Regions from separate parts of the Mus musculus genome. Here all the other regions are linked to region 1. Evidence: chromatin loops called from intact Hi-C (ENCODE). Cell type or tissue: left cerebral cortex. All regions are shown on one strand. Links, peaks and the distances in the headings refer to the core of each region. The heading gives the core; the rest is flanking DNA. Region 1 has its middle 150 kb from the start of Gm31466. Region 2 overlaps Gm31813 (a long non-coding RNA gene). Region 3 overlaps Gm31610 (a long non-coding RNA gene). Region 4 has its middle 100 kb from the start of Gm26354.

Evidence for each region. Hi-C counts contacts between places; a loop is a spot of excess contacts. Peaks named below come from ENCODE experiments on the same cell type or tissue, not always from the same donor. Only the 100,000 strongest peaks of a DNase experiment are listed, where the experiment ranks them.
Region 2: a loop joins it to region 1, with 6 times the contacts of the local background. A loop is called at or near these places in 18 of 42 quality-filtered maps.
Region 3: it touches region 1 in a loop (2.7-fold over the local background); 3 of 42 quality-filtered maps call a loop at or near these places.
Region 4: it touches region 1 in a loop (2.2-fold over the local background); 6 of 42 quality-filtered maps call a loop at or near these places.

What each region holds. Positions count from the first base shown.
Region 1 is chr3:20,652,402-20,658,629 of GRCm38, reverse strand. No RefSeq gene overlaps it. Among named protein-coding and RNA genes, the nearest start is that of Gm31466, 150 kb to the right of the region's middle. In left cerebral cortex, for the core only: a CTCF peak has its summit at 3,162; DNase peaks (open chromatin) are centred at 2,533 and 3,061; H3K27ac peaks cover 733 bases.
Region 2 is chr3:21,933,153-21,939,380 of GRCm38, reverse strand. The region is part of intron 3 of Gm31813 (a long non-coding RNA gene); the gene reads left to right. Among named protein-coding and RNA genes, the nearest start is that of Gm31813, 28 kb to the left of the region's middle. In left cerebral cortex, for the core only: a CTCF peak has its summit at 4,413; DNase peaks (open chromatin) are centred at 2,338, 3,289, 3,703, 4,422 and 2 more places; H3K4me3 peaks cover 1,346 bases; H3K27ac peaks cover 3,714 bases.
Region 3 is chr3:21,476,611-21,482,838 of GRCm38, reverse strand. The region is part of intron 1 of Gm31610 (a long non-coding RNA gene); the gene reads left to right. Among named protein-coding and RNA genes, the nearest start is that of Gm31610, 9.9 kb to the left of the region's middle. In left cerebral cortex, for the core only: no CTCF peak of the experiment used is centred there; DNase peaks (open chromatin) are centred at 3,450, 4,195 and 5,285; H3K27ac peaks cover 2,268 bases.
Region 4 is chr3:22,305,699-22,311,926 of GRCm38, reverse strand. No RefSeq gene overlaps it. Among named protein-coding and RNA genes, the nearest start is that of Gm26354, 100 kb to the left of the region's middle. In left cerebral cortex, for the core only: CTCF peaks have their summits at 2,752 (motif pointing left) and 5,102 (motif pointing left); DNase peaks (open chromatin) are centred at 2,748 and 5,112.

The DNA.
Region 1 (6,228 bases), core at 428-5,427:
AGTCTCTTAAGGGTTAGGTGCATCAACTCTGAGTGAACACAGACCTGGAAGTCCTCTACTGTATGTGTGTCGGGGCTTCATATCAGCTGGTTTATGCTGTCTGTTTGGTGGTCCAGTGTTTGAGAGATCTCAGGGGTAAGGGTTAATTGAGCCTGATGGTCCTCCTACAGACTTGCCCTTCTCCTAGCTTCTTTCAGCCTTCCCTAATTCAACAACAGGGGTCAGCTGCTTCTGTCCATTGGTTGGGTGCAAATATCTGCATCTGACTCTTTCAGTTGCTTGTTGGGTCTTTCAGAAGGCAGTCATACTAGGTCCCTTTTGTGAGTGTTCCATAGCCTCAGTTGTAGTGTCAGGCCTTGGGACCTTCCCTTGAGCTGGATCCCACTTTGGGCCTGTTGTTGGATCTTCTTTTCCTCAGGGTCCTCTCCATTTCCATCCCTGTAATTCTTTCAGACAAGAAGTCAGACATGTGACTATGTAATGGCAACCCCATCCCTCACTTGATGTCTTGTCTTCCTGCTGGAGGTGGGCTATATAAGTTCTCTCTTCCTACTGTCATGCATTTCATCTAAGGTCTCTCTCTTTGAGTCCTGAGAGTCTCTCACCTCCCAGGTCCCTGGTGCATTCTGGAGGGTCCCCCAACCTCCTATTTCCTGAGGTTGTCTTTTTCCATTCTTTCTACTTGCTGATGCTCAGGGATTCAGTCCTTTTTCCTCACCCAATACCAGATCATGTTCTCCTCTCCCCCCATACTTCCCCCCCCCCAAACCTGTCCACTTTGCTTCCCAGGTCCCTCCCTCCCTCCCCACTTGTGATTGCTTTCTTTTCTCTCCCAAGTGGAACTGAGGCATCCTCACCTGGGCATTTCAGCTTGTTGAACTTTTTGAGTTCTGTGGACTGTATCTTGGGTATTAGGTACTTTTTTTTTTTCTAATATGCACTTATTAGCGAGTACATGCCATGTACATCCTTCTGGTCTGAGTTACCTCACTCAGGATGGTATTCTTCTAGTTCCATCTATTTGCCTGCATTATTTGTCCTCATTCTTAATAGCTGAGTAGTTTCTGTCATGTAAATGAACCACATTTTTCTGTATCCATTCTTCTGTCGTGGGACATCTAAGTTGTTTCCAACTTCTGGTTATCACAAATAAGGCTGCTATGAACATGTGCCCCTGTAGCATGCTGGGGCATCTTTTGGGTATATTCCCAAGAGTGTTATTGTTGGGTCTTCAGGTAGATATATTTCCAATTTTCTGAGGAACCTCCAGATTGATTTCCAGAGTGGTTGTACCAGTTTGCAATCCCACCAGCAATGGAGGAAAAAGGAGGAACACATTTTCTTACATGTGAAAAATCATATTAAGGTCAACATTCAACATTAGAATTTTTATCAAATGGATTTTTATTAGACTGTGACCACCTTGACTTCTTTGCATATCATCTGTATCTGGTTCTGCACAAGTGGTCAAATGCATGACTGCACATGAAGAACAGCATAGACCAAAATAAAGTGAATAAAACTTGCTGCAAGTCAACTTAATATCAGACTCAGCAAATACATTTTCAACCCTTTTATAGAAAATATTTTCACCATTGTAATAATGAATAGCAAAGTGAATTATTTTAAGATATAAAGTTCTCAAAAGACCCATATGCAATGATGCTATTCCACAAACAGTAAGCATGTTGGCCTGATTCACTATAGTATCCTATATCACAATGGTCACACATCAGGTGCTTAATTTCTTTCAGCATCTACAAATAAACACACAAAACACTGAGTACCAAATTGTAACAACTTTAAAAACAATGAACTATTTTCAGTGACTGATATATTTATTCATTTTATAAATACTTATATTTGAGCCTCACTATTATAGCCCAGGTAAGTTACTGAAAATTATGCCTGCTGTGCAGGGCTCAGAGAACTCACTTTATCTGTTGTTGGTTCAGAACCAGTAAAGATTGTTAGATGTTGGAATGATGAGATCTGGCATAGGAAAGAACTTAGCTGTTGAGCAGCAGAGATATTCAGGAAGAATAAGGGGAGTGTTGCTTAGAAAAGGAACCAGAGTGTTCAAGGTGAATTGTCAAATGCAAAAGTGTAAGATCTATAATTCCATTATATTGAAAAGATCCATTTGTGGAAAAGGTCTTTAAAGATTCAGGCAAAGCCAAGTTCAGCAAATATGAAGGTCAGGCTGCAGTGGACTAAAAAGTGAATTAAAACAGATGATAGATTACTATTAGAGATGTGGAAAAACAGAGGAGAGAGATTAGGCAGTTGCTTAATGAAGAGGCAAAGTTATTTTTTCTTTCATTTTAAGTTGGGGAAGTTGGTTGAGAAATGCTCAAATATATTTTAAAGATTGAGGGAAATGAACCTGCAGATGTGTGAGGGAGTAAGGGGAGATTTACTGGTTGAAAAGCTAAGCAAGTTTTGGCAAAAGTGAGAGAAGATGGCACCATAAGGACAAGCAGAGTTCAGTTACAACTAATCATGAAGAAATAACTTGGATGGCAAGTGAAGACTAGCACAGAGAGCTGAAGGCAGGGGGAGCTCAGCCAGTAGGGTCCAGTCAGCATCCTGTTTCTCTAGAGTAAGAGGGCAGGGCCATGGACCAGAATTGAATGAACAGGAGTGAAATGGAGCTGAAAAGATGGGTTGTTTATAAGTACAAATATCCCAAATGAAGAACCAGACAACTCCTTCCTCTGCCTCTGGTCACTATCGTCTAAGCATCATGGAATGTCTAGGTGAATCATTATAATCTGCACAGTGATCATCTCAGAATGACCAACCTCAAACATCTGTTCCCACTATATTGGGAGTATGATCGTGATGCTGTTTTGTTTTGTCATTTTCTTATGTTTTTGCTACTATCTTTCTTTTATATGTTGTTCTCAACATTATGTAACTTGGGGGAGGTTTTCTTACATTTTTCATGCACCTACTCAGCTGACAGCTTCAATTGCTGCCTAATTCCCCCTGGACTTTGTGTTTGAGATTATCATCCTGTCACGAGCACCTTTCTCTGGCTAGGTCCACCTCCACCCCCACCTCTTTTTCAGTTTTATGGGAAGATTGATTTTAAGGGTTTTATAGATTTTATCATTGAAAACATCTTTCATTTTTAACACTCTATTGCCCTCTAGAGTAGATGAAGGTGTACAGCAGCAAATTCTGGTAAACTGCAGGATAGTTTGTGTGGAAAGGCTTTTTCTGAAACTGCAGCTATCCTCATTAAGAAAACATCCATTGAAAAGAGTGTGATTTTATTGAATGCATAATTGAAATAAATAATTCAATTTCCATAATAGACACATGGGAAACTGAAGAGTCTGTGCTCACAGACTTCCCTATAACAGAAAACTTCTCAAATAAATTGGGCTCAGAAATAAATGTCTATTACTTTCTGTTTCAAATTTACATAATTATCTTTCCCCAAAGAATGGAAATATCTTAAATAAAAAATATGTTTTCTAGTTTTCCAAACATATGCAGAAAAGGAAGAAAATTGAGATTAAGAAGGTCAAGTGTCATTAATATTATAGCAGAAGATGAAGTAACCAGAGCTCATTTCTTGAGGCATCCCTTCCTCTTTAATATGCCTGCATTTTACAGGTGACATCTCAGAGATTCCATATGCAGATCTTTGACATTTAGCTTAGGGTCTTCTTTGCTTAATGCTGTGTTTCTTGACCTGATAAAAGACACACGGTAGCTAAGTGACAATGGGAAGTGGTTCCTGTTGCAATCAAAGCAAGCAGCAAACACACAGCTATGTGTTTTGTGAAAACAACACTTAAGCATTGAGCTGGACACTTCTCCACAGCTTCTGAACTCAGTTATCTGGCAAACGCCAGTTTCCAAGAGTAGTACAGAGCCTCTTAAATAAAAATAAACCAGGGAATTTCAAGTCCCATTTAGCTAAAAAGAGTAAGATCTTACTATCCAAGTATGATTCTATGGCGGCCATTCTCATTCATATAACCACACTCATTCACAGTAAGCTCAAACAGGTATTGGATTTTTTAATATAAACACAAAAGCCATTTTCTCTTGCCTTAAGCTTTGTCCTTCACTTCAGAAGTTGCCAGTTTAGTTTTAGAAACAGAGAAAAATACCTAAAAAGAGGGGAAATATATTTACCCAGAAGAGAAACGGCACTGAGCTTTGTGATGTAAAGATCTTTGCTGACATAACCTGGAAAAATGAGGGAATTTAGAAATTTTCTCATGGGGAAATTTAGAAAAAAAAATGTATTAAAAGGGATTCAACACTAAACTGAGGTGTTTGTGCAGTGGGGAACACAACAAATCAATAGAATCTGGTTTTAGGTTGTTTTGTTTTGATTTTGTTTTTCCTATGTCTAGGGAAAAACAAATTGTTTCATTCTTATTCTTTGTACTTGTGTGTTTTCACCCAGAAGAAAGAGATGTCCTGGTATAGGCTGAGACTAAAGGTAGAAAAATACAAAAGGAATAAGAAGATACAGAAATGATTCATGGAAAGAAAGGCTACATACATACGCTTGAAATTAGGCTTTGTATGAAATAAATCAAAGTAAGGTTTAAGGTATGAAATAAGCTTCATAAGGCAGAAATTTGTAATCTACATTTAATTATTAACAGAAAAAAAAAAGCCTCTGGCAAATGTAGTGTGTACCTTCTACTACGGTGCTTTAAGCTCCAGGCCACCACCATGGTTCCCTTGGATCCCCCGATAAAAGACACACACACACACACACACACACACACACACACACACACACAGTGCTCATTTTGAACTTGCCTTATGGCTCGGCTGCTGGGCTCTTCTAAGCCTCCTCCAACTAGTGTGGTTCAGTGGCTTGGCTTTTCTAAGCCTCCCACACCTATCGTGGCTTTTCCTTTACTCCCTGCTCAACAGCCTACATCTGCCCTTAGCTTAGTTGCCCAGTTACCTTCTCTTGGCTCAACATTAGACATCTACCCTCAGCTTAGCTCTGTTTCTAATCTCCAGCTTAGGGAAGCAGTAAATAGTCACATGGCTGGTGACTCTCCATCCCTCCAAACCCTTTCCTCCTCCTGTGTCTCTTAGCCTGCCTGAGGGATCTTAAGCCCTGCCTCTTCTGCCCAGCCATTCACCATTAGCATCTATATTGATTAATCAAGAACTAATTGGGGGAATAGGACCTTCATTGTTCACACACAGATTCCCAATTAAAGCATTAGAACCTACCCCGTACAAGCAAGCCTAAGTGACTGCACTCATAGTGCTGAAACAAAATAGCAGCATCTGGGAAGTTTACAAATAGCAAAAGGTAATTTATTACCACTTTAGAGACTGAAAATCTGAAGATCTAATTCCTCATTCACAGGATAGCAAAGTGAGTTTGAAGGGACAGAAGAGAAGAAAGAAGGCCAATTCTACAAACGCATTCTATAATTTGACACTTCGTGGGCATATATGATTAAATGCATATTCATTTCGGGTATGATACCAACAGAGATTTAAGAAACTATTACATACACCCAAGGGGCAAATATAAGAAATTTACCAGGATTACTGACTAGAGCATAGAAAGATATTCTATCTATCTTACCATATTGTAGGTGGCTTAAAAAAGCTATATCACTGGAAAAATCTACTTCAGTATGAGACATGATTCTCGAAAGTTGTTTACCTTGAGCTCCTGCCCCACTTACAGGCAGCTCTACTAAAAGTCCCCTCTTTCCTAGCAGTTATTACTGGTGGAAAACCTTTAGATGGACCCAAAAATCATGTAACTTTCTGAACTTCCTGAGTATTGTAAATTTCATGATTCTCCCTCCTGCCTCCAGGATAGAATGTCCTAGTTTAAAGAAAATGGCACAGCTAATGAGACCAGCCCTCTCAAAAAGACAAAGTCTAATTACCAAAACATTTCTCAAGAGGCTGACCTCCAAATCTGCTGTATTGGGGATTAAGTTTTCCCATACATGAATTGGAGGAGACACATTAAGATTATAGTGCAACCATCTTGGAAGAGGCTATTTTACACACACACATACAAAAATGACCCCCAAACCAGGGCCTGGAGTGATGGTCCCAGTGACTAAAAGCATTTGCTGCTTTTGCAGTGGACCCAAGTTTGATTCTCAGCATCTACAATGAGTGGCTCACAATGACATATAACCCTAGGTTCAGGGGAGCAAAGGTACTCTTCAAGACTCCATGGGCACATATGCATATACCGATACT
Region 2 (6,228 bases), core at 703-5,702, 1.3 Mb before region 1:
AGGTAAAATGTTTTGAGAAGTTGGAAGCCCAGAGTGGTGGTGCAGACCTACGGTCACAGCACTTAGGAGGCTGCAAAACCAATCGGGTGTACATAGCAAGCCCTTGACTCCAAAATGAACCAACCAACCAACCAACCAACCAACCGAATCAACAAATAAAGAGCCAGCCTACTAGATCAAGTACTTGTAGTCGATGTTAGTTGTTGGATGTTGTGGTAGCTCTATCATTTTCTGAGCCCTTAGGGCTCCTCCAACAATGATTCCCTTTTTTGTTAGGAGGAGTGGTGGTATGGATGAGAACGGCCCCTATGGATCATATATTTGAATGTTTCATCACCAGGGAGTGGAACTGTTTGAGAGGATTAGAAGAATTAGGAGCTGTGGCCTCATTGGAGGAAGTGTCTCACTGGGGTGTGTTTAGAATTTTCAAAAGCCCACTCCAGGGCGAGTGTGTGTGTGTGTGTGTGTGTGTGTGTGTGTGTGTGTGTATACCTGCCACAATGTGTCTGTAAATGTGTACATCTCTGAGGAGAGATAACCTGAGGAAGACAGTTTTCTTCTTCATGTATGTCCCAGAGATGGAACTCAGAGCATCAAGCTTAGTTGCAGGCATCTTTACCTTCTGATCCATCTTGCCAGCCCTGGTGTCTTAGTTTATGAGTCAGGGCTTCACACTGTTGCCTAGGCTGGCTTCACATGCATCTGAGCCCTCAGATTAATGGCCTGCACAGACATGTTGGGCTTCTTTGTTTATCTGGTAATTTGGTTGGAGGCTTGGCTTCCTTTTGAATTCACCTTTATTTCCCTGGGCTGGGTGGGGGCACGTTCTGAGCATGATAGATAGCACCCGCAGTTCCTGATTGAGGATACACTGGGAAGAAAAAAAACCAGCTTTTGATGGGTTGAAATGTGATGCTGGATGCCAGAGAGGTGGGCTTGGGAGCTGGTTCCAACAAGCAGCAGTTGTAACACCTTTCATGCTGTGCCGGGTGGCTGCGGACTGCCCTGTCTTCTTGGAGCTAGAAGAGCGTCCATAAGGCAGGGTGGAAATCTGACTCACTGGCACACAGTTACAGGCGTTTGTCTCTGATTCTGACTTGGAAGTGACTCATGGGTTGGAAAAAAACCTTTTGGAAGCGAATGTTAGGGGAATGCAAGGCAGTTCTGCCTTGACTGAACTTTATCCTAGGATACAGTGTGGGCCTGCGCGCCTCCCATAAACTCTGGTAACCTTAGACTGCTTTAGCCTTCCTCCTTCCACAGCAGGGAGTCATGAAGCCTGACGACTCACTCCTTTTCTTCAAGATTCGGATGAAAAGCAATTTAGAGGGAGATATAATCTCTCTTTTTCTATTCACTCCAATAAGCACTAATTACCACTAGGGCAGGGCAGATGGGCTTCTGGAAGTCCGAAGCAATATGTAACACTCTTCCTTTACATTTACCGAAGTCTGGGCTTCCAACAGCTATCGGGCTACTTTCCTGCCATTCAATCCGGGCCCCTGCAATCTGCAGTAGATTTACTGAGCATCTGGTTGTGGGAGTTAAGGCTGAGGCACAAACACTCTGGGAACACAGCTCAAAACAGTGGGGCTCACACGAGGTCTGAAGAGCTAGTTCTGAGAGCTTGGGCAACGTGGATTAAGAAATGCAGTTTGGCTTTGAGGGTTGTGGGTAGATATAACTCAGATATAAATTAAGTTAAACAATAAGGAGACATTCATGTGTTAAAAACAAACAAACAAACAAACTAGGCTGCCACAAGGAATATGAGGCAGGGAGGGCTATAGCAAGGTCACAATTGTGACCCACAACCTGCTGGCTTCTCGGCTTTGTTCTTGTTTCCTTCTCTGACTATCTCTGTCTTCATACTGGTTGGTCTCTCCTGCATTAGGCCAGGAAATGGGGTCACATTGAACTTTTTAATTTTTTTCAGTTTCTGCCTAGGGAGTTGTCTTTTACACTTCCAGTTTCTAGTTCCCTAAGAAGGCTTCTGATTGGATTAAAATATGTCAGCATTAGGATCCTAGGCTAATCCTTTAGGGCAAGGTAGGAGAGTGGGGTGAACTAGGCCCAGTGTGGTCTCCACCCCCTGCACTAAGTGATTCTTTTGGGATCCTCGTGGATTTGGAGCATCAGAAGGGGGTGGAATTTAGGAATCCAAGGGTCTGTACACTGTTTTCAGAAACAGGGACAGGGGCTCTGACCCGACAAGTGCAATGTTCCCAAGAAAGAGTGGCCCATTTTAAAAAAGGGAGACAGAGAGACCTTTGCAAAGTCTAGATGTATGACTCCCCAGTTGCTGAGAGGACAGTGGCTGTCCCAACTTCACTGATGTGGCCACCAAACAGGTTGAGCCCTGAGCCCAAGCTCAGAAGCCTTGAATAGACCCCCTGTCTCCAAAGCACGAGTTTGCTTTCCTTTCTGCACAGGCCCCGCCCTCCCCTTCCAGAGCGAAGACTCTTGTGGCCTTTGCACACACCTGGGGCAGGGGAAGCCGATTTCTGGTCTGGGACAGGGGACAGCCAGGATCCAAGCTGGGTATGCTGGATGTGCGAGAGTGCTAAAAGAAAAGCCAGGGCTCTAGAGACAAGGAGACACCAGCTGGGTGGCACAGGCCCCACCCTAGTTGGTAGCAAAAGTCGGGGGAGGGGAGGTTCTGGGTCTTTCAATGCAAATATTGTTAACCTAGCCTTGAACATGGTCCGAGTACCCGATGGTCAGTTTGCAAGGTGGGAACAGGAGCCCACACTGTGTACCTGTAAGGAAACATGTAAAACATGACCCACAAAATGTCACCAGAGCTGAGGAGCAGTTTCGTAGAGGCTCTCTGAAGAGAGAACTCTACAGGAAAAAGGGACCTGGAGCTTTCCAGATATTGAGGACAGTATCTTGTGCGTGTTGGAGTGTAGGGGGCGGGATGGGGCAAGGCCTTTCCAACCTCCCCTACCTTGGTGACTGCTGCTAGCTTTGTAATCTGCTCTGCCACGTGGTGTGCGCTTGGAGGTAGGTGGTGGTAGCAGTTATATCGGCCAGAGGAATATTTGGCTAAACATAACATTGAAACCCCCCTCTCCCTAGCCCAGGCCCCCTCTTGACTCGGTGAAGGCGATCCTGATGCGGCTGAGATCCATCCAGCCTGGCCAGGCAGCCGCCGCGCCTCCCCTCCCCCGCTGGACTGTGAGCCCATTTTCGCTCGGCTGGTCTCTGCGCCGCCGGATGGATGGCGCCCCACCCCCCCTCTCCTCTGCTCAGTCATTCAGACTTGGAAAGTCAATAACACGCTGACATCATCAGGGGTTTGTGTATTATTACACGGCTACTTTCCAGAATACCTGGCATTATCTAAGAGAGGAGCACTCGATTGCACCAGCAAGGCCCCGAGCGGAGTCTGCAGCCCCGGGGAGGCGCGGCTGCTGCGGCCAGGCCCTTTTTTTCCACAGGGAGTACCTCCAGGGCACCAATTAGGAACAGATGGTGGCTTCTGCTCTAAAAGCAGATGCACTTTAGATATCGATACAGATTCATTTTGGCTTGGGGGATGTACTCAGAAGTCACCCTCAAGTGACCTCCATTTCTTCTGAAAACACACGTGCCCTGACTTTTGGTCCTTAAAGAGCATTTTCAATGATTCTCACACAGGCAAAAAAAAGAAAGGCATGTGCTCTAACCAGAAGCCAAAGCCTGCCTCTTGATGCTTAGGAGTGGGGGTTGGGAGGCGGGTGTTATGCAATCACCATTGCGGGTGATTAGGGCTTTGCTTTGCCTCCAAGGCTGTTTGGTGGTTGAGTTTCTCTTTAAGCTTACTGCAGGGCAAACGCACAGAAAAACATGGCCCAGATTTATGGTGCAAAACTGCTCTCCGAGTAAATTGCCTTAGCATTCTGTTTCGGTTCTGGAGCAGAGAAGAGTAGATGGATTTGGGGTTAATTAAGATCTCTTTATCATAAGTTCCGGGGGTTACTTTGCCTAGAGTGAGGGGTTTATTTATTTATTTAGGTTTCTTTCTTTCTTTTTAAAAGTTTATTCGTTTAAGTAGTTTACTTCTCTCCCCCTTGCTGTGAAGGGTACATGAAAGGAGCTTTGATACTAATTAATTGTATAGATGGCTGCCACTTTGTTTTAGAGAACACATTCACATATTAAAGACAATACATCCAATAACTCACGCAACATGGTGCCTTTTCTGAATAGCCAAACAGGCTATTTATTTACAGACACAGGACTGGTCTCCTTTAAGTTCTCTTCAGTATTTTTAATTGGAAAAAAAATAATGGCAGCCAGCCCTAATTTGGAGAATGACAAGGGGAAGGGCTGGCCCTCCTTCGCCTGATCTCACCCCCCCCCCCCCGCCCCCCCTTGCTCCCGGCAGGGAGCTGCCTGATCTAAAGTCCTTAAGTTTCCCCTGGAGGAAGCAGAGCAGACAGCCTCTCACTAGTAAGGGTTTCTCTTCCTGCAGCCAGTCCTTTCAGAACCTTAGGGCAACTTCCCCCTAAATGCTTTGACAGAGAGCAATCTGAAGCTGCCATTTCTCAAATCCAGCCACAGCTGGGATGCACAAAGCTAGGAGTCAGGGCAAAAAAATCTCCAAGATGGCCCCCTGATAGCCCTCCCTAGAAGTGTCTGAAATGGTGAGACGTGCAGAAAAGTGGAACTTATGGGGTCAGGAAGAAAATGAACCCTCATTTTGGGGCCTAGTTGAAACCTCTAGCCAGCCGAAAGCAAGATTTTTTTTCTTTTTAAAGTTAAAATTTGCTGTGAAAGTTGCTGTCATACAAACAATATTCCTGTGTATGTGTCTGAAGGCCCAACATGTGAAGGTCACAGGGCAACCTCAAGTGTCCTTCTTCACCAGGTGATCCCCAGTTTTTGCTTGAGATGGGGGTTTCTCAGGTTTTTTGTTGTTTTTGTGTATGGGTGTTTCTATGTATGTATGTATGTATGTATGTATGTATGTATGTATGTATGTATGTGCAAGGGTCTATTGTGGTCAGGAGAAGATGTTTGATCGACTGAAGCTGGAGTTTTCAGTGGTTGAAAGCTCCCAGATATAGGTACTAGGGACTCATCTCTGGTCTTCAGCAAATGCAGCAAAGGCACTTGCGTCCTACCTCTAGCTTCTGGTCTGCTCCCTGAAGTAGGCCAGGTTAGATGGCCAGAGGGTCCGCCCACCTGCCTGCTCCTACCTCCCATTTTGCCATCCTGCAGGTTTCATGGTAATGCCTGACTTTCTGTGTAGGTTCTAGGGAATCAAGCTCAGGTCCTCACACTTGTGAGGCAAGTGCTATACTGACCGAGCCCTCTCCCCACCCCAAAGATTCTTTTCACATAGAAATACTTTGCCAAATTAGCAATGAATCATGCTTAAGTCCTAAGCTTACATTATCTTGAGGATGGCTTGATTTTTCTCTACAGAATATTGTTTGGAACGCTTACAAACAAGACTGTTAAAGCTGGTGAGACAGCTCAGTGGGTAGCGACGTGGGGGTGGGGCTTTGCAAGCCTGGAGATCTGAGTTCCATCCCCAGAACCCATGTGGAAGGAGAGAACCAACTCCGGACTTCTTCTTTTACCTATACATGCACAGCCTGGGATGTGAACCTTTATACATATATCGTGGAGATATATGATAATACATTTCTAGAAGTAAAAGATGTTAATTTGGTTTGCAGTGGAAATATCCTTTCTTCTAATATCCCAGTAACTCAGGGTTTATGTTAATCTTATCCATTGTAATCCTGTCATAAGGTGCCCAGGAACCATTCTGGGATCTCATCTAAATTCCTTGAAATAAATAAGATTTATTTAAATCATGCAACCATTTATATATATGTGTGTGTGTGTATATATACATATATATATATATACATACATATATGTGTGTATATATGTGTGTGTACATACATATATATATACATACATACATATATGTGATATATGCACACACATACACACACACACACAATGACATATATATCATATATATGACTATTCTAAGGCAATAATGTAGGCTCTTCTTCGAGGAGCCCATATCCATAAGCAAGCTCTGTTGTATCTTATTCCCCCAACCCCGAAGTGCTTGTCTTTTCTGTTGTTAAAGAATATCCAACTCCATTTCCTATTGGCCCCTCTTGAAATTTTTTTCTGCACGATCTAGTTTTACCTAAGTCTGACTCTCTGAAAGAGTAGGTTAGAACGGAGTCTCCTTTGACTCTGGACAGTGTAGAC
Region 3 (6,228 bases), core at 465-5,464, 820 kb before region 1:
CCAGAGAGTCTACATTTTGAGATAGTGATACATTCTCTTGAAGTTCTCATTCTGGTGTATTTTCTTACTCTCCTCTTAACCTACACCCCCATGTTTTAAATTCTAGGACACAGAGCTGGTTCAGCCTGCAGTTCATTCTTTCACTTATGTCTCCTCCCATTCCTTCTCCTGGTATAGTTTTACATCCCACAAAATACCATTACCCAGACAAGCTATAGAGGAAAGAGTTTATTTTGATTTCTGATTCCTGAAAGATAAAAGCCCATCAGGGACTGTGTCTCTGGAGAGGCATAGCTGCAAGTGGTAGGCATAGTGATAGGAGGGGGAAGCTGAGAACTCACATTCTCAATTGCAAGTGCAAAGCAGAGGGCAAACTGGAAGTAGCGTGGGACTTGTATTCTCAAAGGCCATTTTTCCTGCGCCATCTCCTTGAAGTAAGGTACCTCAGAACTCCCAAAGCTGTGTCACAAATGGGGAACACGTGTTCGAATACTGGAGCCTCTGGAAGACATTTCTTGTTCAACTGACCATAGTGTATATTTATCAATATGTATGTATATATGTATGTATGTTTACAACTGTCTGAATGTATGTTTATATATATGTGCATATATATATATATGTGTACATATGTGTTTATGTATTGTGTATATCCACAAGTATTCGTATGTATATATGCATTTGTGTATACATATTTTTGTATATCTATGTGCTTGTTTATAGGTGTGTATATATGCATATAGGTATATGTATATTTGCATCTGTGTGTGTTTGGTGCAAAATGGGGACAACCAGGATGCTTTGCTGAGGCTTATGCAATGAGTTAAAAGTAGACAGAGACATGACAAGGATAGTATACATTTGAAGGAAGAGTGAGGTTCAATATGGTCAGATCTGAGGGAATGTTTCTTAATACAGGTGTTATGGTTTGCATGTAAAATATCTCCCACAGCCTCATGTCTTTGAACAGTTGGCCCCTAGATGGTTGTGCTATTTGGAAAGTTGGTAAAACCTAGAGGACATAGTCTTGCTGTAAGAAGAGGGTCACTGGGTGGGGTCTGTGAAGCATTATAGCTGGGCTTCTCTCATTTACTCTGTTATTTGACTATGAATGTAATGTGACAAACTTCTCCTGCTCCTGCCACCATGCCTCTTCTGCCTGATGCCCTGTATTCTCTGTCATGATGGAGTATATCCCTTCAGAACTATGAAACAAAATAAACCCTGTCTCCCTTCAGTTGTTCCCTGCAGGGCATTTTATTACAGCAACAAAACAGCAACTAAGTGGCTGTGTTTTACAGCTGTCTCCCAGTATGCTAAATGTTCCACCCAGAAAATGATAGTTGTGATATCTAGTCATCAAGAGATATGAACACAAGTCTGATACCATTTCTAAAGACCTATGTAAAGGACAGGGTTGTGAGACTGGGTTAAACATAGTAAGAGTGACTTCATTCGGTGCCATTACCACAGCTACATGAACCATTGCAATATCTGTTTTGCAGAAAAAGAAAAAATACAAAGGGCTCAACTTCTAGATCCATGGCCCCACCTAGAAATTTATAGTAAGGAAAATATGGTGAGGGTCAGAGAATAGAAGATTACTAAAAAATAACATTAAGGGGAAGAACACTGGAACTAAACCTACCTAAAAGCAATCTTACTGAGGGCAGTCCCAGCAATTAGATGCTTTTTCAGGAATGCTGAGGGCATCAATCTGATCAGGTATCAGTGATACTCAGATAATAAAGGTGATCTGATATAAGAGACCAGAGAGTTGATGGGCTCTTGTTAACTAAATTTAAAAGCAATTTTACTAAAACTGAATTTTATGAGGAAATACTACCAATAAGTATAGCGGATAATTTAAGAACATAATGAGAAACATATTAAACATAGGCTGGAGCTATGGATCAGTTGATAGAGTGGTGGACTAGCATGCAAAAGGCCCTGCAATTCATAAACTAATTTTGTAGATGGATACCTGTAGTCCCAGACCTGAGATATGGATGCAGAATGATTAGAAGTTCAGGGTAAGTATGGATTATATAGTAGTGAGTTTGAGGCTAATCTAGGGTACATGAGACCCTGCCTCAAAACAAAATAAATCAAACAATGCAACCTCTAGTTAAAGTGTTTAACTGAAGCATCTTTTTGTCATCATTTGGAAGGTACCAACCTCCTGATGTGAGAGAGTCTAGAAAGGCCTGTTGAGGGGATATTGGTATCTTGGTAGTATACCACTTGGTAGTATTTCACTGGAAACTACTAGAGTCTCAGAGTGTGAAATGACAGAATTTAATTAAGAGTGCCTAAGATAATACGAAAGCTACTTTTTCTCTGACTATAAAGGAGTGGACAGGTTGGACATGCAGAGAAGAAGGTATTGCAATGATCCTCCAAAGTGAAAGACAGCAAATTATTCTGACTTAACTACAAATGTACTTCATGGAGCAAGACAAGCGATTAGATACAGGGTTCCAGGGGAAGAGAGAATCAGGAAGGGGAGAGACTTCAGGGAAGAGCTTAGAGTTCAACCTTGAGTCTGAGTGTTGCAGCTGTGTAGCCTACTAGGACAACTTTGGCTTCCAGTACCTACTAAGAGCTGCCACTGCCAAATGAATGTAAGGGACAGTATCTGAAAGAATTTTTTTTAATTTTGATTGTTTTAATTGGTTAGGGTCTGAAGTATACCTGTCTGACCTCAAACTTCCTATGTAACCTTGAACTTCTGCTCCTCCTGCCTTTACTGCCTGAGTTCTGAGACTACTGACTTTGGCCACCACACTGTGTGTGGTGCTGTGGACAGAATCCAGGGATTTGTGTATGCTAATCAAGTATTCTACCAACTAATCCCCAACCCAGCCCTTAAGGCTATCCTTTGTCTTTGAAACAATTGTTCCTTTAATAAGTTTACACAACCCTTAAATTACCCTTAGCCATTTCTTCTTCTCTTCCTCTTTGTTTCTTTTTAATTTTTTCTTTCCTCTATTTTTTAAAGACAGTTAACAGTTAGCTGTCATCATGTGAGGGCAGGCCAACTCCTAAATTGAGATTAGCCCGTTCATTTAGTGCAGGGACTGAGCTTTTAAATAAAATATTAGGTAATGGATGTACCAGGAACAAACTAAAAAAGATGCCAGCTTTTCTTACTGATTTCAGTTTTATCCTCTAGTGTCTCCCACTGAAAGAAAGTCATGAGGCCACATGACCCAGCACTGTGGGGCCAGAACTGGGCTTTGCTCTTCAGGGCTCCAAATTGTTCCCTTAAGTAAACTGAATTACACCACAAGCCGGTCTCATCACTGAAGGCTGCACAAGAGCTTCTTGTACCTTTTTAAAAGGCAGAAAGTGCCACATAGCCTTTCAAAGTGCTAACAGCCTGCTTCCTACAGCCATCTGCATTGGCAGACCCTGAGAAGCAGAGCAGGGCAGACCCAGATGGAGCAGAGCAGACCCGGGGGTGGGGGACAGTGTGTGGGAACTGGTGAAGGCAAATTCTGTCCACGTGGGAGCCAAGCCCAGTCCAAAGAGATTTCTATCACATGTTTTCTTTCCTTTGCCTGTGTTGACACATTTCTTTCTGAAAGCAGCCAGAGATTTTAATGGGTGTTTTCATAGAGTGAGTTCCTGACCCCTCCCGGTTCAACACTAGGGAGCTTTAAACAGGATGGAAAATGAACACAAACAGGAATATGTTGGGAAGATACAGTAGGGAAGAATTCTGTGGCTCCCTGTGCCAGTACAAATGCCTGCTTAATTAGAAAAATCAATCTTGGCTGTCCAGGTGACAGATAGGAATCCTCTTTTGGAGGTGAGAAAGTCCAGTCATGGTGAGATAATTTTTTCCCATTACTAAAGGCAGCCTAATGTATGTCTCTAAGCAGTTTGGCTTAGAAGAACTTGTTAAAAACCACCACATTCCTCCTCCCGTTAATTGAATCTTGGTGAAGCGGGGGAGGGAGAACGGGGCAGCTTGCATTAAAAAAAAAAAAAAAAAAAAAAAACCTCTTTAAAGATACCCAAGTTCTGAGAGATGATTTCATAACTGTTATCAAAGGAATGGCAGTGTTTTGATAAGGACCAGAATGGAAACTGTCTGTCCATGCTTATAAAACACTAACTTGAGAGGTTTTGCCTTGCTAGAGAAAATGATTGAAGATGTTGAGTCATCTGCTCTCTGTGACAGACTAGAGGTCTAGGATTCTCTCTGGATGGATAAGGAAACAGCAGCCCACAGGGCTGGTGCACTGGCAACCAAATCCGAATGAGTGTGCTTGCTTGGATGTCCTTTCTCAGGTGCCTTCTGCTTTTTGCTTGAGATGGGAGCACTCATTTGTCTAGTAATTTCCAAGTAGGCAAAACTAATTGTTCAGTGAGCTGGGTATCTACCTTCCACTATATCTCCTTTCACCATTCACTGCTGAAGTAAAAAATGTACACTCTACACCCATTTTATATGGTTTTCTTATATGGGTTCTGGGGATCTGCTTTGCCAGTTGATTCTGGGATTTCAGAGTTTAGCCTGATCACAGCTGCATGTATAGTGACTCCAAGAGCCAGAGAGTAAAGTTGTCTCTCCCCCAGGTCTCTCTGTATGTCCCAGACACCTCGTGGATTCTTTAAAGGAGGCTATGATGGCACCTGAGCTGGCTGTTTTCTTTCCTACTACAGTGTGGGTTTCTGTGACAGCCTTGGATCTCTTTGAGTAGTTGGTTTAAGCTCCATCCAAGACACAAGGTTCACAGCACGTGGCAGTGGAGCCATACTTTCCTGCTTCTGGACTGATTTGCCTCCAGTCTGAAATGTAAAACACCTGTTTTAGCTGTGGCTCCACTTCTGTTTTCTTGGTTTTATTTATTTATTTCTTGGGCTTCCATAATCCTGCCTTTGTAGCTTTTTCTCCCAGGGTGGTTTCTACTGAGGGTTCTTTCTGAGAGAAAAAGCCCCTAATAAAATGCCCAATGCAAAACTATCCTTTGAAGAAATTTAGAAAGCTCCTTGGCTTTAAAAAGAACAAATACAAACCAAACCTGGAAACAAACAGACCAATGCTTCCAAAAAGCCTACCCTCATTGCTTAGAAGGTCTTTCCATGGATTTTTTTTTGTTTCTTTGCCTTCAATATCTCAATTGTTCACTGTGATTCCAGTGATTCCAGGCCTTCCCCCAACCTACACTGGCCAAATATACTTGAGCTAAAGAAAAAAAAAATGTTCTCTGGTTTCATTGAAATCTTGCTAGTCAGTCGTCACGTGGATATTCACATGTGGATTCCATCTGTGGTGTTGAATCATTTCTGGAGAGCCCACAGCTGAGACGGAGCTCATTCATGACGTGAAGCCTGTGGTCCTTATCCCTCTCTATTTTAGGAAGCCAACTGAGTACAGACAGGAGAGGAAACTGGATACTGTCTACCAGGGAATGGTTGGTTAGATTATGAAGCATCTTAAGGTGTCTCTGTTTTCATTTTAGGCATTCGCTTCAGCTTAAAGCATTTATTATTTGATGATACAGGTTTTAAAATAAATCCTTGAAGCGGGACCCAGAGAAGATAGCAGCCTTTATTCAGTTACCCCCACCAAGGGGAGGTGGACGTATAGAAAATGTCTGGCTCTTAAAGGATCCGTGTGTTGTCTTCTTTGGGACACCCATGAGGTCTGGATGAGGTCTGAAGGTCAGTGGGGTGGTTTAAATGGAAAAGACAGAACGACAAAAGATGACCAGGATGACAGAGATTGTCCACGAAACACTGTGTATGTTTAAAGGAGCTAAAGGGATCTGCAACCCTATCGGTGGAACAACATTATGAACTAACCAGTACCCCGGAGCTCTTGTCTCTAGCTGCATATGTATCAAAAGATGGCCTAGTCGGCCATCACTGGAAAGAGAGGCCCATTGGACTTGCAAACTTTATATGCCCCAGTACAGGGGAACTCCAGGGCCAAAAAGTGGGAGTGGGTGGGTGGGTGGGGGGGAGGGTATAGGGGACTTTTGGGATAGCATTGGAAATGTAAATGAGGAAAATACCTAATTAAAAAAAAAGTGTAAAATTCCAAGGAGAAGAATACAACTCTGTGTGAGCACCGTGGACTTCTATCACTGCTTGTGTGGATGGAGCCAAAGGTTTGGGGAGAGTATGATGTTTCCTAAGCCAATATCAAAACTCCATTTCCTTAGTAACCCTGAGGAATCATCTAATGGTTCTTTCTGATGAAAGAAAATCTGA
Region 4 (6,228 bases), core at 872-5,871, 1.7 Mb before region 1:
CTTTGTGAACTTGAAGCATAGTTACATTAAATGTGAAGGCCATTAGACATAATTCTGTCTAACAAGCAATTGGATTAGATCCAACTGAATACAGAACCAGGAGCTGCAGACATTCTAGTTAGGATCTGAGAGAATCCAAACACCATGGGAGTCTGAGATTTTCCTAATACTCTGCAGTTACCATCTAAGAAAATGACAAAAAGTTTCAATTTCACAAATGAAATTTCACTGAATACAATGGCCTTTTTATTCCTAAGGTAACATGCCAGGTACATAGGCACAGGGACAAACAAAGTGACCAAGAAATGCATCCAACAAATGGTGCAGAAGTGTAATATAACAATTCTGGGTTGGCAGATGGAAGCCAGGATACTTATTTCTTTCTTCATTTCTGTGGTGGTTTGAATAGGAAATGGGCCCCTTAGGTTTATATGTTTGAACGCCTGGCCCCCAGCTGGTCACACTGTTTGGAAGGCTGGGGAACCTTTAGGAGGTGGAGCCTTGTTCGAGGGAGGATGTTGGGGGATTGCAGCTTCAAGATTTTATAACCTCACTTCCTTTTCTGTGTTTCCTGACTGCCTATGCAATGTAGGCTCACAGTCTTCCTACCCCACTTTGCCCTCCATGACAGCCATGATGGAGCTGTATCCTCTTTGGAACTGTGAGCAAAAATAAACCTTTCTTCCCTAAGTTGCTTTTGTCAATGTTCTAATAGCAACAAAAAACAAAACTAATAAAACTTCTTCCCAGCAACTTCTTGAGGTAAGAAATTCCAAATTTGACATAGGAAACAAAAAGCACAGTGTGCTCCAGACTGTGACTTACAAACCACCAAGTCAAATCTTTAGTGGTTTTTGCAAATGCCAGAAGGATATCTTCTGATTTCTCTTTGATGTCAACAATGCAATCAAAATGACTTAAGGTTCTTAACATAAGATCATTGCTGCTGTGGAATTTAGGAGATAGCCCAGGCAGAAAGCAAGTAACGCTCTCGGCCAATAGAGCAAGGTGAAGGACTATCAGACCAGGAGTGTTGGGGGCCTTGTAGCCTCCAACAATTCAGTTAAAACAGCAGAAAATAAATGAACCTCCAAATTCTGTTCACACCTACGTTTTAATTTAACCATGGCCTCGATTGCTTGCTTCACATAACCAATGTGGGGGTCCGAGGAGATATCTCATCAACCAAGTGTTTACCTTGAAATTACACAGACCTGAATTCAATCCCCAGAACTCAGGTGAGTTAGTCAGGATTATCTAGCAGAACAGAACTAAACCAAGTGGGGGATGGAAGTGGAGTTTATTAAAAGGAGATTAATTGGTTTGGCTTTTAGGCAATGGTCTGTCATCCAGCAATGGCTGCCCCTGCAGGAAAAACCAAGAACCCATTAGTTGTTCAATCTGCAGGGCTGGATGTGTTAGCTGGTTTTCAGACTATATTGGAGTTCTGGAGAAGTAGGCTTTAATTCCAGAGAAGGAATGCCTCAGCAGCAGGATAGATGAGCTTGCCAAAAATAGTGAGGGCAAGCAGGCAAAAAACAAAAAGCTTCCTTCTTCCATGTCCTTTCATAAAGGCTAACACCAATTGTGGTCCTGATTCAGGGTCGTTCCTCCCACCTCAAATGACTTGACCAAAAGATTCCTCATGGCCATGCCCAGCTGCCTGGATTCCAGATGTGGTCAAGTCTTCAACCAAGAGTGGCCATCACAGCTGGTTTTTAACAAAAAACAGGAAAAAAAAAAAAAAAAGCAAAACAGTGAGACAAAGAGGTTGTGCTGGCTAGTCCAAGACAGGAAGACCCCTGGTGCATGTGGGCCAGGCACCTAGTCTACTTGGCAAGTACCAGACCAGTAAGAGACACCGAAAAAGGTGGGTTGCTTCTTAGGAAAGACACCTGAGGTGTCTCCTGGTTTTCACATGTGCGCATCTCCAAATGTAGACACAGGTATATATTTTAAAAATAGTAGTATGAAACTGGACATAATGTCACCCACACCTATAACATGGCAACATATGAGGTTGAAGGAGGAAGACCAGAACTTGAAAGCTAGCCTATGCTACAGAAGGTTAGCCTATGCTACACAGTGAGCCTCTGCCAGAAATACTAAAAACATTTGAATATCCTGAAAATGCATGCTATAAGCCCTCTCCATCTGGACTGGAAAAACCAAAGAGAACTATACTGCTAGGAGTGTTACAAAAAGTCTTTAATCAGAACTCAGATACACGACCCTTTTTCTAAGCCCAGAACAGCGTCCTCGTCCCTCTAAAACAGCAAAGATTCCCTGCAGGTCGTCAAAATAACTCTCAAGCCTGATTAAAAGTCATATCGGTTTCCAGGAATGGGGTTTATTTTTCAATCTCATTTTCCTCTGTGAAAACCTTTATTAGAATCTCAATTCTGTGTCTGACCATATAATTTAACAGATTGCAGTACTTCCATAAGACTATTCCCATCACAGAGTAGATTGTTCATCGTGAATATAAATATAATCCATAGGCTTCAACAAGATTTGGTACACTTTGGGGACTATCTTAAAATAAAGTATATAAATTGTCACTGAAAATTACACTACCACATTACCTGTATTTCGGATTGTACAAAGTCTTTCATGTACTCAACCCATTCGGCAGAGATAATTAGATAGCACAGGAAATGCTAGCATTATAAAATCAAAGAATTTAGGTCTCATTGTGAGTTGTAACTGCCAATCAGGTTCAGGTAACTGTGATGCACGACTGCCACCTACTGGCCAAGACTAAAATTGCAATGTCTCACCAACTTCATCCTTGCACTGTGACCATGATCTGGCTTTCCCCTACAGCCAGTCACACGGGCACCTTGAGAATATTTTGTAAGAAAACCACACAAAAAAAAAAAATTGTAGACAACAGTATATGCCTCTGAGGAATCTTAATAAAGACATTAGTAGTGTTAGGTGTGCATATTAAGTGTTCTTTGTCTTTTATTTTCCATGTTCTCAATTCCCAATCTATATCTTACTACAAAATCCTTACTTAGTCATGATGTTTTACCTTCTATATGCATTGAATACTAGGGCTATTTTGTAAGTTTGTGAAGCAGCAACTTCCTTTTATTCTCTAATGTATTCTTTGTATTGCCCCCTTGAACAAAACCTGAATATTCATGTTAAATTAAAAAAAAATTCACAAAGTGATAGCACCATTTTAAGACAGTGATGACCTATGCTTAAAGCATAAAGAGAGATGAGCTAACACCGATTCCTCTTTTATATATACATACTCTGGTGGGCCTTTCACATCATATTTTTTTTCCCTTTTTGAGACAGGATCTTGTATATCCCAAGCTAGCTTTAAATTCACTGTGTAGCCATGGATGACTTTGAACACTGCATCTTCCTGTCTCCATCACCTGGGTGCTGGTATTGCCACACATGGCTTTGTTTATTAAGTTCTTTAGCCTTGGCTTGTTTGTGTGCAAACTTGGAAAGCCCCACTGTGATTAGAACAATTAAATGGAAAAATGTTTATAAGGTACTTGGCACAGAATAAATATGTGGCAACAACGCCAGGGTCTTTATGCCACTGTGGGATCTATTGGGAACTTAATAAAGACACTAGGAGTGTTAAGTGTGCATGCCAAGTGTTCTCCATTCTCTGTTTTCCATGGTCTCAATTCCCAACCTACATCTTACTACAAAATCCTACAACCTCGCTGAGCACGGACACCGTGCAGGTATGCACAGAGCATCAGTGTTCACACAGTTCCTTGGGGTTGTTAGGAACTAGGCTGTAATATTCAAATCACTGTTTTAAAAATCTCGAACAGTTCTCGGAATTGCTTGACTAGTTCCAAGCTCTCCCTGGAGGGGCCCGAAGAAGTATTAATTTATATTGCAGCAGATATTACATTTTGTTGCCTGCCAAGGACCCATCTCGTATGCTCAGGGAACTGTCTGCCCATGTGCTTCTGCTAAGATGTTAGTCAGACAACAAGCCTGCAGTCAGCATGAGTTCTGCCTGATTAGGGAACACGAGTGCAAAGGACGAATTGGTGTTGACCCAGCAGTGCGGTAACGCGGTGCAGAGCCCACATTCCCTCTCCAGCAGTGCAGAAACGCGGTTCAGAGCCCACGTTCCCTCTTTGACGTGCTCTGCTGCGGCCATCTTCTATTCTGAGGCTGCTGCCTCTGGCGTTAAGAGATTTCTAATATAACATAATTGGGTCCCCAAGGTGTTCTCATTTCCATTAATTGGAGAGAGAGAACAGTTCCCAAGGACTGAAGGAGGCGAATATGGAAGGAGCGTGAGCAAGTGTGTGCACATGAAGACCAGAGAAGAACCTTGGCTCCTGTGCTTTGAGACGGGACTTCTCACTGCCCTAGAACTTGCCAAGTAGACTAGTTTGGCTGGTCATGAGTTGCCAGCAATCCTGCTGTCTCTGCTGCCCCAGCACTGGAATTACAAGCCTGCCACCACACACCACTTTGTATATGGTTTCTGGGATCAAACACAGGGTCCTCCTGCTTCCATGGTAACCACTTGATAAAACCCACCCTCAGCGCCTTCCAGGACTCTAGAAGAGGGAGGAGCCTTCTAGAGGAGGAGCATTCCCATAAAGCTCTGACAAGCAATTTCTCTTGACTCTTTGATTTACATGCTAAAACATGCATTATCAATCGTCTGGCAGGCTCCTAAGATTAAGAGCCTACAATCAATCAGGATCCATCCCTAGGGACAGGTGGGATCGCCTTTATTTGAGTGTCATGGAGAGGCAGGGACTGTTTCTGCTTTAAACATGAACACTGTCCCAGGCCCAGAAATTCACATGGAGAGGTTTTACAGTCGGTGGTAGTGGAAGATGCTGTGCACCTTTAGGATCGGAGTTGAGGGAGTCTAGTAGGAAGTCCTTGGGTCACTGGGCACAGACCCTCCAAAAGAATCGAGAATTTTGTCTTCAGTTTCTAGCTGAAGATGTGATTGTTCACCCTGACACCATCTCCACCATGAAGTACTTCCATTACCAAAAGGCTAAGCCTGGGGCCAAGTCATCTTGGAATTAGACGCTCATAATCTTAAGACAAAGTCAACCTGGCTTTAGAGTAACTTGTGTGGTGCGCCCCCTAGTGATAGAAAGCTAACAAAGGAACACAATCCGGCTCACTAAGGACAAGAGCCTGGAAGCCAGGAAAGCAGCTAAAACTCCCCAAGCCCAGCACACACACTTTACTTTCAGCTTTGGGAAAAATAGTATCACATGTTGAATTATTTGCAATTTTTTCCCAGAAACATTTTAATAAATTCTCAGTAAGAGCACACAGTTAGCTGGAGACGTAACTCAGTGGAGGTATCTTTGCCTATTGTGAGCAAGATTCTTCACTCAGTCCCTTGTACCAAATAATCAACTGGAGAAGATAAATCTAAAATAAATGCATGCCATGGAACCCTTGGTGTTTATATGGAGCTCTGAAAAAAGTAGACATTGCAGAAATAGAAACACAGGAACTGGAATAGCCTTTTGACAACCATGTACACACAGGTCATTGGAGACAGAACCATCATTTTAATAAACGGGGTTGTGTATATTAACATTTATTGTTTGCGATTTTTTTTCTGGTCCATTACTTTATCTATCATATATATATATATATATATATATATATATATATATATATATATATATATATATTACGTATTTTCCTCAATTATATTTCCAATGCTATCCCAAAAGTCCCCCATACCTTCCCCACCACTCCCCTACCCCCTCCACTCCCCCTTTTTGGCCCTGGCGTTCCCCTGTACTGGGGCATATAAAGTTTGCAAGTCCAATGGGCCTCTCTTTCCAGTGATGGCCGACTAGGCCATCTTTTGATACATATGCAGCTAGAGTCAAGAGCTCTGGGGTACTGGTTAGTTCATAATGTTGTTGCACCTACAGGGTTGCAGATCTCCTTAGCTCCTTGGGTACTTTTTCTAGCTCCTCCATTGGGGGCCCTGTGCTCCATCTAATAGCTGACTGTGAGCATCCACTTCTGTGTTTGCTAGGCCCCGGCATAGTCTCACAAGAGACAGCTATATCAGGGTCCTTTCAGCAAACACTTGCTAGTGTATTGTTTGCGATTTTTTAAATGGCTTTTTTTAGATCCTGGAAAGCCAGGCATAGTGGCACATGCCAAGGTGCAAGGGGGAGGGGTGGAGGTGGGGGAGTTGTAGGGGAGTTTGATGGGGGGGAATAGAGGGAGTCT